Linked DNA regions of Homo sapiens: all the other regions are linked to region 3. Evidence: chromatin contacts called from ENCODE Hi-C or POLR2A ChIA-PET data. All regions are on one chromosome and are shown on one strand. The core of a region is the stretch at or near the end of the contact, and the rest is flanking DNA. Distances in the headings are between cores, read along the strand shown. Region 1 overlaps ATRN (attractin). Region 2 overlaps ADAM33 (ADAM metallopeptidase domain 33). Region 3 overlaps ITPA (inosine triphosphatase).

The links. A loop is a pair of places that touch in the nucleus more often than their neighbours do. ChIA-PET counts read pairs that join two places held with the same protein, here RNA polymerase II (POLR2A). Pooled maps may share reads with other maps.
Region 1: POLR2A ChIA-PET joins it to region 3 with 14 read pairs in OCI-LY7. The contact joins two enhancer-like sites. A Hi-C loop is called at or near these places in 1 of 37 single-sample maps with no recorded cell type and 1 of 50 pooled maps. POLR2A ChIA-PET finds 5 or more read pairs at or near these places in 3 of 52 experiments (CD4-positive, alpha-beta T cell, HEK293T and OCI-LY7).
Region 2: a pooled map shows a loop between it and region 3 (3-fold over the local background). The contact joins two enhancer-like sites. A Hi-C loop is called at or near these places in 2 of 50 pooled maps. POLR2A ChIA-PET finds 5 or more read pairs at or near these places in 2 of 52 experiments (A549 and Panc1).

What each region holds. Positions count from the first base shown.
Region 1 is chr20:3,542,879-3,547,290 of GRCh38, reverse strand. It overlaps ATRN (attractin), which reads right to left. Exons shown (of 29, transcript NM_139321.3): 4 at 1,401-1,529; 5 at 1-7. Among named protein-coding and RNA genes, the nearest start is that of ATRN, 74 kb to the right of the region's middle. Within about 2 kb of position 3,015, at least 2 of the 41 ENCODE cell types and tissues checked have a DNase peak (open chromatin) inside an H3K27ac peak, as active enhancers do.
Region 2 is chr20:3,675,146-3,679,455 of GRCh38, reverse strand. ADAM33 (ADAM metallopeptidase domain 33) reads left to right here. Exons shown (of 22, transcript NM_025220.5): 3 at 2,313-2,389. Among named protein-coding and RNA genes, the nearest start is that of ADAM33, 4.7 kb to the left of the region's middle. RefSeq lists enhancers at 512-1,113, 1,717-2,319. Within about 2 kb of position 2,640, at least 9 of the 41 ENCODE cell types and tissues checked have a DNase peak (open chromatin) inside an H3K27ac peak, as active enhancers do.
Region 3 is chr20:3,215,908-3,220,162 of GRCh38, reverse strand. ITPA (inosine triphosphatase) reads right to left here. Exons shown (of 8, transcript NM_033453.4): 6 at 1,531-1,646. Among named protein-coding and RNA genes, the nearest start is that of ITPA, 8.5 kb to the right of the region's middle. RefSeq lists a silencer at 1,292-1,561. Within about 2 kb of position 1,467, at least 2 of the 41 ENCODE cell types and tissues checked have a DNase peak (open chromatin) inside an H3K27ac peak, as active enhancers do.

The DNA of each region.
Region 1 (4,412 bases), core at 1,766-4,265, 330 kb before region 3:
ATCAAAACTGTAAAAATAGCAGGGAAAATTACATTAACACAACGCAACGCTTCCATTAACTTAGCATAACTTCCTCCCACACAAGTTTAAGAATCTCACTGTCTCAGTTCATTCACAAGTGTAACTGCAGTACTTAAGGATTCAGTCCAAATGGGTTTGCTCAACACTGCATAGCTAGAGCCCGAGGTACAAGTAATGAAATCAAATCAACCCTGCTGGATTCTCATAATAAGAGGATAAGAATAAATAACTCATAAAGTCAAAGAAATTAAAGGAGGTAGGAGATTTGTGCAGAACTGTTAGCTCCTCATGGGTGGGAGGACTATCCTATTCTTCTTGGTAGCCTCCTAATGATGAGCTTTACAGAGTTGCTGAATTCATGCTTGGAAGTCTGGGAAGGAAAAGAATAAAACAAACTGCCAACAATAAACTACCATCCTCATGGTACATATTCCTCTGTACACTCTCTGAAAATTTGTATTTAATAGAATTTAAGGTTACTGCCCAGATTGGTATATTTAAAATTCCTTAGTAATTTTATCTACTCATTTCAGATGGAAGAAGGCAGGCTAGTTTAACTTAATGTAAGAATTGAACTATGGCCAGGCGCAGTGGCTCACGGCTGTAATCTCAACACTTTGGGAGGCCGAGGTTGGCGAATCACGAGGTCAGGAGTTCAAGACCAGCCTGGCCAACATGGTGAAACCCCGTCTCTACTAAATATGCAAAAAATTAGCTGGGCGAAGTGGTGGGTGCCTGTAATCCCAGTTACTCAAGAGGCTGAGGCAGGAGAATTGCTTGAACCCAGGAGGTGGAGGTTGCAGTGATCCGAGATCATGCCACTGCACTCCAGCCCAGGTGACAGAGTGAGACTCCGTCTCAAAAAAAAAAAAAAAAAAAACAGTTGAACTATAACGCATCTCATAATAATATAATTGTACTGACAGTGCTTTGAAACAATGTAATTCAGAATTTAAAAGGGGGGATAAATGGACTATCAAGGTACTTTAATGAGTATAGATTTCTTCTACTATCGAGTACATGACAACTACTAATATTTGTGGAGCTGTACTTTGTAAAATTCCAACGTTTTTGTCCATTAGCAGAAAAGTCCCTCTCTTCTAGAAGTTCAACAGCATCAACACCTGGGTTTAAATTGTGGTCCCACCAGTTACTTTGACAATCTACTAACCTTTTCCTGCCAGTTTCCTCAATTATAAATAAGCAGAAAAACAGAGCCCAGACCTCACTGAATTTATGGAAGAATTTTAAATGAGAAAATCCATGTAAACTGCCTGACGCTATGCCTGGCTCTCAATCTATGTTAGCCATTATTGTTGTTAAAACATAGTAGATAGTCTCCTGAATGAAATCACAAATACTAGACTTAAGTATCTTACCTGTAAGTAATATTAAATCCAGTCAAATTATAAGCAGCATCACTAAAAAAATGCAGCAAGGCATAACCTGATGTGGCAACAACCTCAGGGACAGTCTCATTGCCATCTCTCTCAGGAACAATGAGGCCACTGAAATGAAAACACACTTCTTATAGAGGGAAGCACAAGCACAGACATGTCAAATTGTAGCAGACAGAAATTAAAAACAAATCCGTCCTTAAAATTTAAAAACCACATCCAGGAAGACAGGCAAATTCCTGTGATAAACACACAGTGCTACCCTATCAGTTCTGGATCCTTGAGGAACAGATCTGAATCTTTTGCTAGGCTTCCTTTATTCTGAGTTGTATTTCTAATGAGATTTGAAATCAATGGCCCTATTCTTTTTCTTATAAAACTTTTTATACTGCTTCTTTGAAAAAATAAACCTCCACAATCACATAAAGTAACAAATTTTATGAGTGATGAATACCACACATATATTGCTGAAAGACATGAGGTTTTTGTTGTTTTTTTTTTTTTTTTTGAGACAGAGTTTCGCTCTTGTTGCCCAGGCTGGAGTGCAGTGGTGCAATCTCAGTACAATCTCTGCGTCCCGGGGTTCAAGCGATTCTCCTGCATCAGCCTCCTGAGTAGCTGGGATTACAGGTGCCCACCACCATGCCCAGCTAATTTTTTATAGTTTTAGTAGAGACAGCATTTCATCATGTAGGCCAGGCTGGTCTTGAACTCCTGACCTCAGGTGATCCACCCACCTCGGCCTCCCAAAATGTAGGGACTACAGGCGTGAGCCATTGTGCCCAAGATATTTTATATAAAATATTTATATAAGAATACGAAGAAGCTAAACAAACACCCATAACTCCAACACTGTTAGTATTCTGATGCATTTTCTTAGCCTAATTGATGTTATTTACATTGTATATTCCATTTTACAAATAAAACTTAACGCATTTTCTATATCATTAAAAGCTCCCTAGGTTCTTCTTAAGACCTCACTCACAACCCAGCACATGACGGATTCTAAATGTTTGTTGTGTGACTGGTAAAAAAAAAAAAAAAAACCTTACTGAGTAAAAGGGTCTAAATGATGCCTTTAAGACTCTAGAGCCATAATACCAACTTGCTTTCCAGAAGAGATATGTGATTTGAAATCGTATCAATACAGAATGAAGGGTCCATCCCACTTCACTCTGCCAACAGCAAGGACTACTAGTTCTATTTTAATTTTGTTAATTTAATAAGTAAAAAGCAATTTTTAAATTGTGGTTCTGAGTTCTTTTTACTCCTGAGGTTAATTGTTTTTCTTATGTCTACCTGCTGTTGCATTTCTTCATATGTCCATGATTTTTGCCCCATTATTGATTCACCACCACCACCACCACCACCACCACATTTGGTAAAAGCCTATATCCTTGCCAGGCCCTACGCAATCTGTCCCAGACACACAACCTCATGCTCATTCACTCTGACCTAGCAATTCTATTTCTTTGTAGAAGAAATACTTGCTCATGTACACGATGACCAATATACAAGAATGCGAACCACAGCACTGTTCAGATGGCAACAGGTTGAAACCCATCTAAATGCTCATGCCCAGAAATCTGACTGCATGAGTCACTGCATATTACCTAGGTCTGCGGGACTAACAAGAAGCTCAACAGGCATTCTGATAAGGGCATGGGGGAGAAGCAAGCTGCAAAACAATGGACCGTACATGTGTACACTTACACATACCTATATAAATGCATACAAAAATGGCTGGAAGAATCCATAAGCAAGGAATGAAAATGAGGAGGGGAAGGGATTTTCGTTCCTTTTGTTTTGCTTTGTTTTGAGACAAGGTCTCACCCAAGGTCTAGCTAGACCCAAGGTCTAGCCCAAGCTAGAGTGCAGTGGCATGATCACAGCTCACTGCAGTCTTGACCTCCTGGGCTCAAGAAATCTTCCCACCTCAGCCTCCTGAGTGACTGGGACTACAGGCACACACCACCATGGCTGGTTAATTTTTAAGACTTTTTGTACAGATGAGGTCTCACCCTGTTGCCCAGGCTGGTCTTGAACTCCTGGGATCAAGTAATTCTCCTGCCTCGGCCTCACAAAGTGTTGGGGTTACAGGCCTGAGCCACTGTGCCTGGCCCTTCATTCATTTTTTTTTTTTTTCTTGAGACCGAGTCTTGTTCTGTCACCTAGGCTGGAGTGCAGTGGCACAATCTCGGCTCACCGCAACCTCCACCTCCCTGGTTTAAGCAATTCCCCTGCCTCAGCCTCCTCAGTAGCTAGGATTACAGGCGCACCCCACCATGCCCAGATGATTTTTTTTGTATTTTTAGTAGAGACGGGGTTTCACCATGTTGGCCAGACTGGTCTTGAACTCCTAACCTCAGGCAATCCGCCCACCTCGGCCTCCCAAAGTGCTGGGATTACAGGTGTGAGCCACCACGCCTCGCCCTTCAATTTTTAATATGAAGACAGAACTCTAGGAACTCTGAAACTCTGGTGCTCCAGGAGTTACAAAACAGTGATGCATTTTCTACTATGTATTCAACTAACAAATATTTACTAAGCACTTACTACATGTGAGTCACTGTTCTAGGTACCAGGAATACAACAGTGAATAAGACTATGTCCCTGCCTTCATGTAGTTCACATTAGAAAAACAACAGATAAGCCCAGATACTCCCCACACAGGTGTGTGTATACGTAATGCCAGGTAGAGACAAATGCTATGAAGGGAAAGAGAGCAGAGGGAAAGAACAGAAGGTGCTACTTTAGAAAGGGTGAAAGGAAGGCCTCTTAGAAGAGGTGACATTTGATTGGAGATGTAAATGAAGGGTTAACCATCATCAGGCTTTCACTGGTTATATACACCAGAATCCCTTGAAATGCAGAAGGAATAAGTACTGACAAGATCAGGGCCACCTGGAAACAGGTATGTCAAAAGCAATCTTCGGCCGGGTGCAGTGGCTCACACCTGTAATCCCAACACTTTGGGAGGCCAAGGTGGGAGGA
Region 2 (4,310 bases), core at 1,391-3,890, 460 kb before region 3:
TGAACCTCCCAGCCCTTTTGTCTCTCCCTACATTACAGCTTCTAGTTTTGCTGGGGTCCCCAGAACCACCAAGTCACTACTCCTATAGGCCCCTGCCTCCCCTGCCCCTCAAGTGGGCAGAAGAAGGCACTGGGGTTTGGACATCTGGATCTCGTGAGCCCGCACACATGGAAGTCATTTCAGCTTTCTCCACCCCACCTCCCTCTTTCCCTCCCTCCCTGGATGATCTGGGCCACCCCCACCCCCACCAGGCAGAAATGGGTCCAGAGTTTGTGGGTCCTGAAGCTTTTCAGGAGCCTCTAAAAAAAAAAAAAAAAAAGCACCAAAAAGAAAACCTTTTGCAAAGTTGACCAGAACATGTGACCCTGTGGACACACTGCTGTCCCTCTCAGGGCCCTGCCACGAAGGCCTGAACCTTCAGCCTCACTGGCTCCTGTGGAATCCACTTCTGGTATCGGGGGGGCAGTGGTCACTCTCCTGATGTCCCCCAGATGTAAGACCACCCCATGTGCTTCTTCTGCAGGACGCTCTGCCCCAGCCTCTTCCCAATCCCGCTCTTCACACGCTTCCAGAATAACCATGCCCCATCTGTTTGTGCCATAATATCTGTGCTGCAAACTAAGAGGGCAGTAGCCTTGATATGCTCATTTTACAGAGGGGCAAACGGAAGCCCAGAGAGCTTGGGGAAATTGTCCATGGTCACACAGCTCTTTAGGCTGGGAGCCTGAGACCCACTAAGGTCTGAACGATTTTAAACCATTGGCTACACCCCTGCCCCTCCTAGAGAGCCCTCTTTGTTTGGAATTTTCAGCCCTACTGTCCAAATCCAGCAAGAGGGAAGGCAGGGGAGCATTGCCATGAAGGCTGAGAGGCCCCCAGAGACCCAGCAGCTCCCAACCCAGGGCCCTCACTGGGATCCCCTAGGCCCATAAGGCCCCCATTCCACTGGTCAAGCACGGCACTGGCCTGAGCTTTGAGATTGCCCTCCCCATCCCCAGGAGGGGAAGGCTGGACACACACTGGGGTCACTCTGCCTCTGGGCCTCCCTGTCTGTCTGGCCTGGGCTGTGACCAAGAGGAGAGCCCCAAAGGGGCTCTGCTTCCCCCACCGGTGGGCCCCTGCCCCCAGGAAGCCTGCCAAGATGGTACAGAAGAAAGAGTAGAGGCTAGGTGTCCCCTCCAAAAGGCAGGAAACACTCACATTTCAAGATGAGGGGTATATATCAAGGGGCAGGGTACCAGGAGGGCAAGAGTAAAGATAGCAGGGGCTGCAGAGGAACAGGGACCTCGAGTATGGCCTTTTTCCCGGTGCAGACCTTTCCCCAATAAAGCAAGTGGCATTCCAGCCTCATGAGCTCATGCTGGAGGCCTTGTGGGGCCTGTGGCCAGGGAGGCAAGGACCATCTGCTCCCCACTTGCGAAGGAAGAACTCCCTCCAAAGACTCTGAGACCCTTGGACAGGGCCCCAGGCCAGTGCATTTTTGGAGAAAAGGAGTCGGGGGTTAAACATTCCGAAGGCGCAGCAGCCTCCCAGGAAGCTCCTGGGCCGGCTCCAACTCTGGGCCCCCAGCCAGGCTGAGTGGACAAGGGGGAAGTGGGGTGTTCCCACAGGGTGGGAGACGCCAAGAGGGTGGGGGAAGGAGAGAGGGCTGGCCGTCCAAGCCAGCCTCCTGACACCTAGCTGAGAGCCAGTGTGCTCTCTTGGCTGGAATGGCGTCCATGTTTACTTCGTGGGTCCAGTGAAGCAGGTGTCGGAGCCGGAGGGACGGGGGCTGCTGGAGGCCCAGGAAAACTTTGGAAGAGGGAGCAGTTTGCCAAAATTGGAAGTGGAGGAGTCAAATTTGAATTCTATAGGGAATGAGCAGCAGCTCATTTGGAAACAAGCCTCAGGTAGCAGAGGCTCTGAGGAGGCCCTGACCATGGCTACCCGATGCCCCCATAATGTCCTCAGCACCCCTCTGTCTTCCCCTGCTTTTGATGCCCCTTCTGGGCATGAAAGAAGAGGGCGGGCCAGGGGAGGGGCACCTTTCTGGGACCTCTGGTCTCTAGGGAGGATGCTGGTGTGCCTGGCAGGCTGTGCCAACGCCCTTCCAAGTGGCTGTTGTCAGGACTGCAAACATCCTGAGTTTGGGAACATCTTTGTATGTTCTCACCTCCTCCACGCCCTCCATAGTATGTGGGGGGTCCTGCTGACTCCCCAGCCCACGTTCTCCCCAAGAACTTCCTCCCCAGCCGGCTCCACAGGCCACCTACTCCCTGGCAGGCAGGAGGCCTGGAGGCCACCATCTCAGCTCCACACATTTTCTTGCCCAGGTCTCGAAGCCAGACATGGGGCTGGTGGCCCTGGAGGCTGAAGGCCAGGAGCTCCTGCTTGAGCTGGAGAAGAACCAGTGAGTGCCAGGCTGGGGTAGGGCTGGGAGGAGGGGATCAGTGTTGGGGGGCAGGGACTGACACAGATCTGTGCGGGTGGCTGGATGGGCAGAGGACCCCAGAGAGGGTGCAGATGACAGGGAGAGTCACGCAGGCCTGTGGTTGGCTCCCTGGAGGCTGAAGAGGACCGCTGAGGCTGTCAGCCCCGCTGTGGGGCACCTCCGCCCTCCCAACCCCAGGAGCGGCTTGTTAGCTCCCTGCTGGCGATGAGTGAGCACCACCTAGTGGACATTTGCAAGATATGCTGAGTCTAAAGAAATCCTAGAGGGAAAAGATGAGCCGGCACCCCAGGCTAAGGGAATGGCAGGGACCAAGATGCGGTGGCTTTGGGAGGCCGAGGCGGGCGGCTCACCTGAGGTCAGGAGTTTGAGACCAGCCTTGCCAACATGGTGAAACCCCGTCTCTACTAAAAATACAAAAAATTAGCCAGGCGTGGTGGCGGCGCCTGTAATCCCAGCTACTTAGGGGGCTGAGACGGGAGAATCGCTTGAACCCCGGAGGTAGAGGTTGTGGTGAGCCAAGATCACACCACTGCACCACTCCGGCCTGGGCAAAGAGTGAGACTCCGTCTCAAAAAAAGAGAAAAAAAAGAAAAAGAAAAAAAAAAAGAAAGAAAAGAAAAAAGAAAAAGATGCAGTGGCTACACTTGGGGGCAGCAGTTTGTCTGACCTGCCTGGAAGGTCTCCATCTACAGGGAGGGGAGCAGGGGGGAATGAATTTGGAGAGTCCCAGGAGGGCCAGATCACAGAAGGCCATTTTGGTGCTCAGTGTCCTGGACCATCCAGAGCCAAAGATTTTGAGCTGGGGAAGGGACAGGCAGACCTGTGCTCAGGAAGGTGCCTTGGGCTGGGTGGGGTGGGTGTCCGGGCTGGAGCGCAGGCTCTTAAAACCACCCAGATTATGTTATCAGTATATATCACCTACTGAGTGCTTGACCGCAGGCGCTGTTCTGAGCACTTGACACGTATTTTATTCTCCCTCGTGGAGTCGGATGGACAGGGAACAAACTCTAGTTCCACTGTGCCCAACCATATTTTCCCGACGTCCCTACCCTTTCAATGGGGTGGTCACATCACCTACCTCCTAGGGTGGCGGGTGTGTGTGGGGCAGGGGTAGGGGGCAGAGCTGGGGCAGGTGGTGGAATGCCTGGGAGGGGGGAAGCAGCCATCATTAGCGGGTGGTCTGGAGGTAATGAGGCCAAGGTGAGGTTGGGTTAAGGATTTTCTTTAAAGAAGACAGATTGACTTATGATTGATCCATCCGTGTGGGAAAGATCCTGTTGAGATGGAGCCTGAAGATGGAATCATTACCGGAGTGGGTGTGGAGAAGGCAGGGAGGGTGGAAGCAGCGTGGGCAGGTGGCGATTCTGTTTTCTCTGGAGGCAGGGGGTGAGCATCAATCACTGAAGGACAGGTGGGAGGTATGTGGGGTCTAGAAGTCTGAGGAAAATATTTCAAGGATCTAGGGCAGGTGGGGGCAAGAGGGTCGACCAGATGCCCAACAAAGGAGGGCAGCAGGCAGGGGAACTGGGGGAGGTCACCGCATTTCCCCAACTCCAAGTCCCATTCTTCGGCAGTGTCTCCTGACTCCTCCCCTCCCGATCCTGTGGATCCTGCTGCCTGCTGCAGGTCCCCTGGGAACCACAAACTCTTCCCCTATTCCCACTCCTCCCCGGCGTCCTCCCTGGTGCTTCCCATATTCACACCTCCCACAACTAAGCCATCACCAAGGCTCCTTCCTCTAGCCCCAAGAGTTTCTGATCTGAGCAAGTCACCATTGCTCCTGTCCCTTCCCTAAGACACACTGTGAGTGTCTCACTCATAAAGCTGCTCCATTAGCATTTAGGGAGGAAGGCTGGGAGACATCCTGGAGGAGGCAGGA
Region 3 (4,255 bases), core at 218-2,717:
GAGCCTGGGAGGTGGAGGCTGTCGTGAGCAGTGATAGGCAGTAGGGGGTGTTGAATACATCTCACGGAAGGAATAAGTTTGGGCAAATAATTAAGGTTTGTTTTTTTTTTTTTTTTTTTGAGACTGGGTCTCACTCCGTCACTCCATGGCTGGAGTGCAGGAGTGCGATCATAGCTCACTGTCCCGTCAAACTCCGAGGCTCAGGTGATCCTCCCACCTCAGCCTCCCAAGTAGCTAGGACTACAGGTGTGCACCACCATGTCCGGCTATTTATTTATTTTTGAGACAGGGTCTGGCTATGTTACCCAGGCTGGTCTCAAACTCCTGGCCTCAAGCAATCCTCCTGCCTTTGCTTCACAAAGTGCTGGGATTACATGTGTGAGCCTCTGTGCTCAGCCTCTTTTTTTTTTTTTTTTGGAGACGGAGTCTCACTCTTGTTGCCCAGGCTGGAGTGCAGTGGCGAGATCTCAGCTCACTGCAACCTCCGCCTCCTGGGTTCAAGTGATTCTCCTGCCTCAGCCTCCCCAGTAGCTGGGATTACAGGTGCCTGCCACCATGCCCAGATATTTTTTGTATTTTTAGTTGAGACGGGGTTTTGCTGTGTTATCCAGGCTGTTCTTGAACTCCTGACCTCAGGTGATCCGCCCGCCTCAGCCTCCCAAAGTGCTGGGATTACAGATGTGAGCCATCACGCCCGGCCTCATTTTAAAATTTTTTGCAAAGATGGGGTCTTGTTATGGTGTCCAGGCTGATCTTGAACACCTGGGCTCAAGAAAGCCTCCCGCTGGGGCCTCGCAAAGTGCTAGGATTACAGGTGTAAATCACCAAACCTGGCCAAGAATTAACATTCTATGCTTGAACCCTGGAGGCGGAGGTTGCAGTGAGCCGAGACGACACCACTGCACTCCAGCCTGGGCAACACAGCAAGACTTTGTCTCAAAAAAAAAAAAAAAAAAAAAAAAAAAAGAATTAAGATTCTATTATACATAAACATGAAAAGCTGGAAAGGCTGAGAGATAGTCAAGCACCTTGGCAGTTGAATAAGGAAATCTGAGGTTAGAGAAGTCTGGGCTATAGATGTAGCTTTGATCCAAGTGTGGTTTCTCACTAACAAAAAATAAATAAATAAATAAAATAAACAGAAAAAAATAGCTTTGGGAATTGTCACCTTCAGTTTGCACTTCTGGGTCTATCAGGCCTCAGGAGCTGTTAGCCAACTGTTTCCCTGAAACAACAGCCTCAGGGGTCAAACAGGTTTCAGAATTGACAACACTTCCATTGTCCTGCCCAGGGGCACCCCTCAGCAAGGCGTAGGCAACTACTCTGGCCCCAGGGAACCCTTTCCACCACCCTCCTAGGATCCACAGCACTTCTACCTATGCTGCGCAGGGGAGCCTCTCAGCAAGGCACAGATATCTCTGGCCCCAAGGCGCCCCTCCCACCACCCTCCCGCAGACTCGGGGCGGTCGGCTCGGGTCGCGGCACCCCCTGGCGGCGCGCGGCGGGAACTGCATCAAGGTGGGTACGCACCGAGGTCCGGCCCCTGAACAGGCGCACGGGCTGGCTTGGGTCCCCGGTGCTGAGTGCAAACGTGCAGAGCGCATAGGCTGACTTGTCCTCGAACCCGGCCAGGAGCTGGTGGAGACCTGCGGGTGGGCAGTGAGGGCTCAGTGCATCCCTAATGGCCAACTCCCACCCCCACTCCCAAGACGCCCACTAAGGGTGGGGAGGGAGGAATTCCCTAAAAGGGGAAATTAGGTCTCAATTGGGGTAGCGGGGGCGGCAGAGCCCAAGGCAGTGGGACTAGGCTTGAAATGGAAGTCTCTGGGCATTCTCGCTTCCCTCTGGCACAGGCTGACGATACAAGGCTTTATTTAAAGTCAGAAAACTAGCCAATGCAGTGTGGACCTTGTTTGATTTCCTGATTCAAAACTAACCAACTGTAGGCCGGGCGTGGTGGCTCATGCCAGTAATCCCAGCACTTTGGGAGGCCGGGTCGGGCAGATTATGAGGTCAGGAGATCGAGACCATCCTGGCTAACACGGTGAAACCCCGTCTCTACTAAAAATACAAAAAAATTAGCCGGGCGTGGTGGCTGATGCCTGTAGCTCCAGCTGCTCGGGAGGCTGAGGCAGGAGAATGGTGTGAACAAGGGAGGCGGAGCTTGCAGTGAGCCGAGATCGGGCCACTGCACTCCAGCCTGGGCGACAGAGCGAGACTCCATCTCAGGAAAGAAAAAACAAAAACAAAAAAAAACCCACAAAAACTAACCAACTGTAATAGGCACTTTTTCTACAACCAAGGAAATCCAAAAAATGATTATGTAGTATTTTAAAATGATTATAGTTTACTTGTTTAACAGTTTTTAAATTTTTCACCTTTTAGAAATACAGTGGCTGCACTCGGTGGCTCATACCTGTAATCCCAACACTTTGGGAGGCCAAGGCGGGTGGGTTGCTTGAGCTCAGGAGTTTGATATCAGCCCCAGCAACATAGCAAGACCTCACCTCTACAAAAAACACAAAAATTAGCTAGGCATGGTGGCTTACACCTGTAGTCCCAGCTCCTCAGGAGGCTAAGGTGGGAGGATGGCTTGAGCCCTGATGGTGGGCAGTGAGCCGAGATTGAGCCACTGCACTCCAGCCTGGGCAACACAGGGAGACCCTTGTCTCCAAAAAAAATTAAAACAAATAAAAATAAAAATAAATACAAGCTGAAGAACTTACTGATGATATGATGTCTGTGATTTGCCTTAAAATACTGGACTGAGGAAAAATAAGGGGGGTTACAGATGTCACAAAATAGGCCTCGTGCTGATAACCCTGGAAGCTGGTTGATGGCAACTGAGGTTCATTATTCTACTATGCTTTTTTTAATTGACAAATAATAACTGTATATATTTATGCCCATTATCCTATTATGATATTCTACTATGCAGGTTTGAAATGCTCTATAATGTAAAGTGTTTTTAAAAGCACATAAGGATGGGTGCGGTAACTCATGCCTGTAATCTCAGCATTTTGGAAGGCCGAGGTGGGTGGATCACCTGAGGTTAGGAATTCGAGATCAGCATGGCCAACGTGGTGAAACCCTGTCTCTACTAAAAATACAAAAATTAGCTAGGCGTGGTGGTGGGCACCTGTAATCCCAGCTACTTGGGAGGCTGAGGCAGGAGAATCACTTGAACTCAGGAGGCAGAGGTTGCAGTGAGCCAAGATCACACCACTGCACTCTAGCCTGGGCGATGGAGTGAGGTTCTGTCTCAAAAAAATAAAATAGGCTGGGAGTGGTGGCTCATGCCCGTAATCCCAGCACTTTGGGAGGCCGAGGTGGGACCACCTGAGGTCAGGTGTTTGAAACTAGCCTGGCCAACATGGCGAAACTCCGTGTCTACTAAAAATACAAAAATTAAGCCGGGCTCAGTGGATCACGCCTGTAAACCCAGCACTTTGGGAGGCTGCGATGGGTGGATCGCCTGAGGTCAGGAGTTCGAGACCAGCCTGGCCAATATAGTGAAACCCCTCTACAAAAAATACAAAAAATTAGCTGGTCATGGTGGCAGGTGCCTGTAATCCCAGCTACTAGGGAGGCTGAGGCAGGAGAATCACTTGAACCCGGGAGGCGGAGGTTGTAGTGAGCCGAGATCGTGCCATTGCGCTCCAGCCTGGGCAACAAGAGTGAAACTTGTCACAAAAAAAAAAAAAAGGCCAGGCATGGTAACTCACACCTGTAATCCCAGCACTTTGGGAGGCCGAGGCAGGCAGATCACGAGGTCAGAAGATTGAGACCATCCTGGCCTACATGGTGAAATCCCAACGCTACTAAAAATACAAAAATTAGCTGGGCATGGTGGCACGTGCCTGTAGTCCCAGCTACTCAGGAGGCTGAGGCAGGAGAATCGCTTGAATCCGGGAAGTGGAGGTTGGAGTGAGCCGAGATCATGCCACTGCACTCCAGCCTGGGCGACAGAGCAAGACTTTGTCTCAAAAAAAAAAAAAAAAAAAACTTAGCCAGCGTGCTGGCGCATGCCTGTAATCCCAGTTGCTTGGGAGGCTGAGGCAGGAGGATCGCTTGAACCAGGGAGGCAGAGGTTGCAGTGAGCCGAGATTGACGCACTGCACCCCAGCCTGGGCGACAGTGAGACTCCATCTCAAAAATATAAATAAGTAAACAAATAGGCTGGGTGTTGTGACTCACATCTGTAATCCCAGCACTCTGGGAGGCCAAGGTAGGCGGATCACTTGAGGTCAGGTGT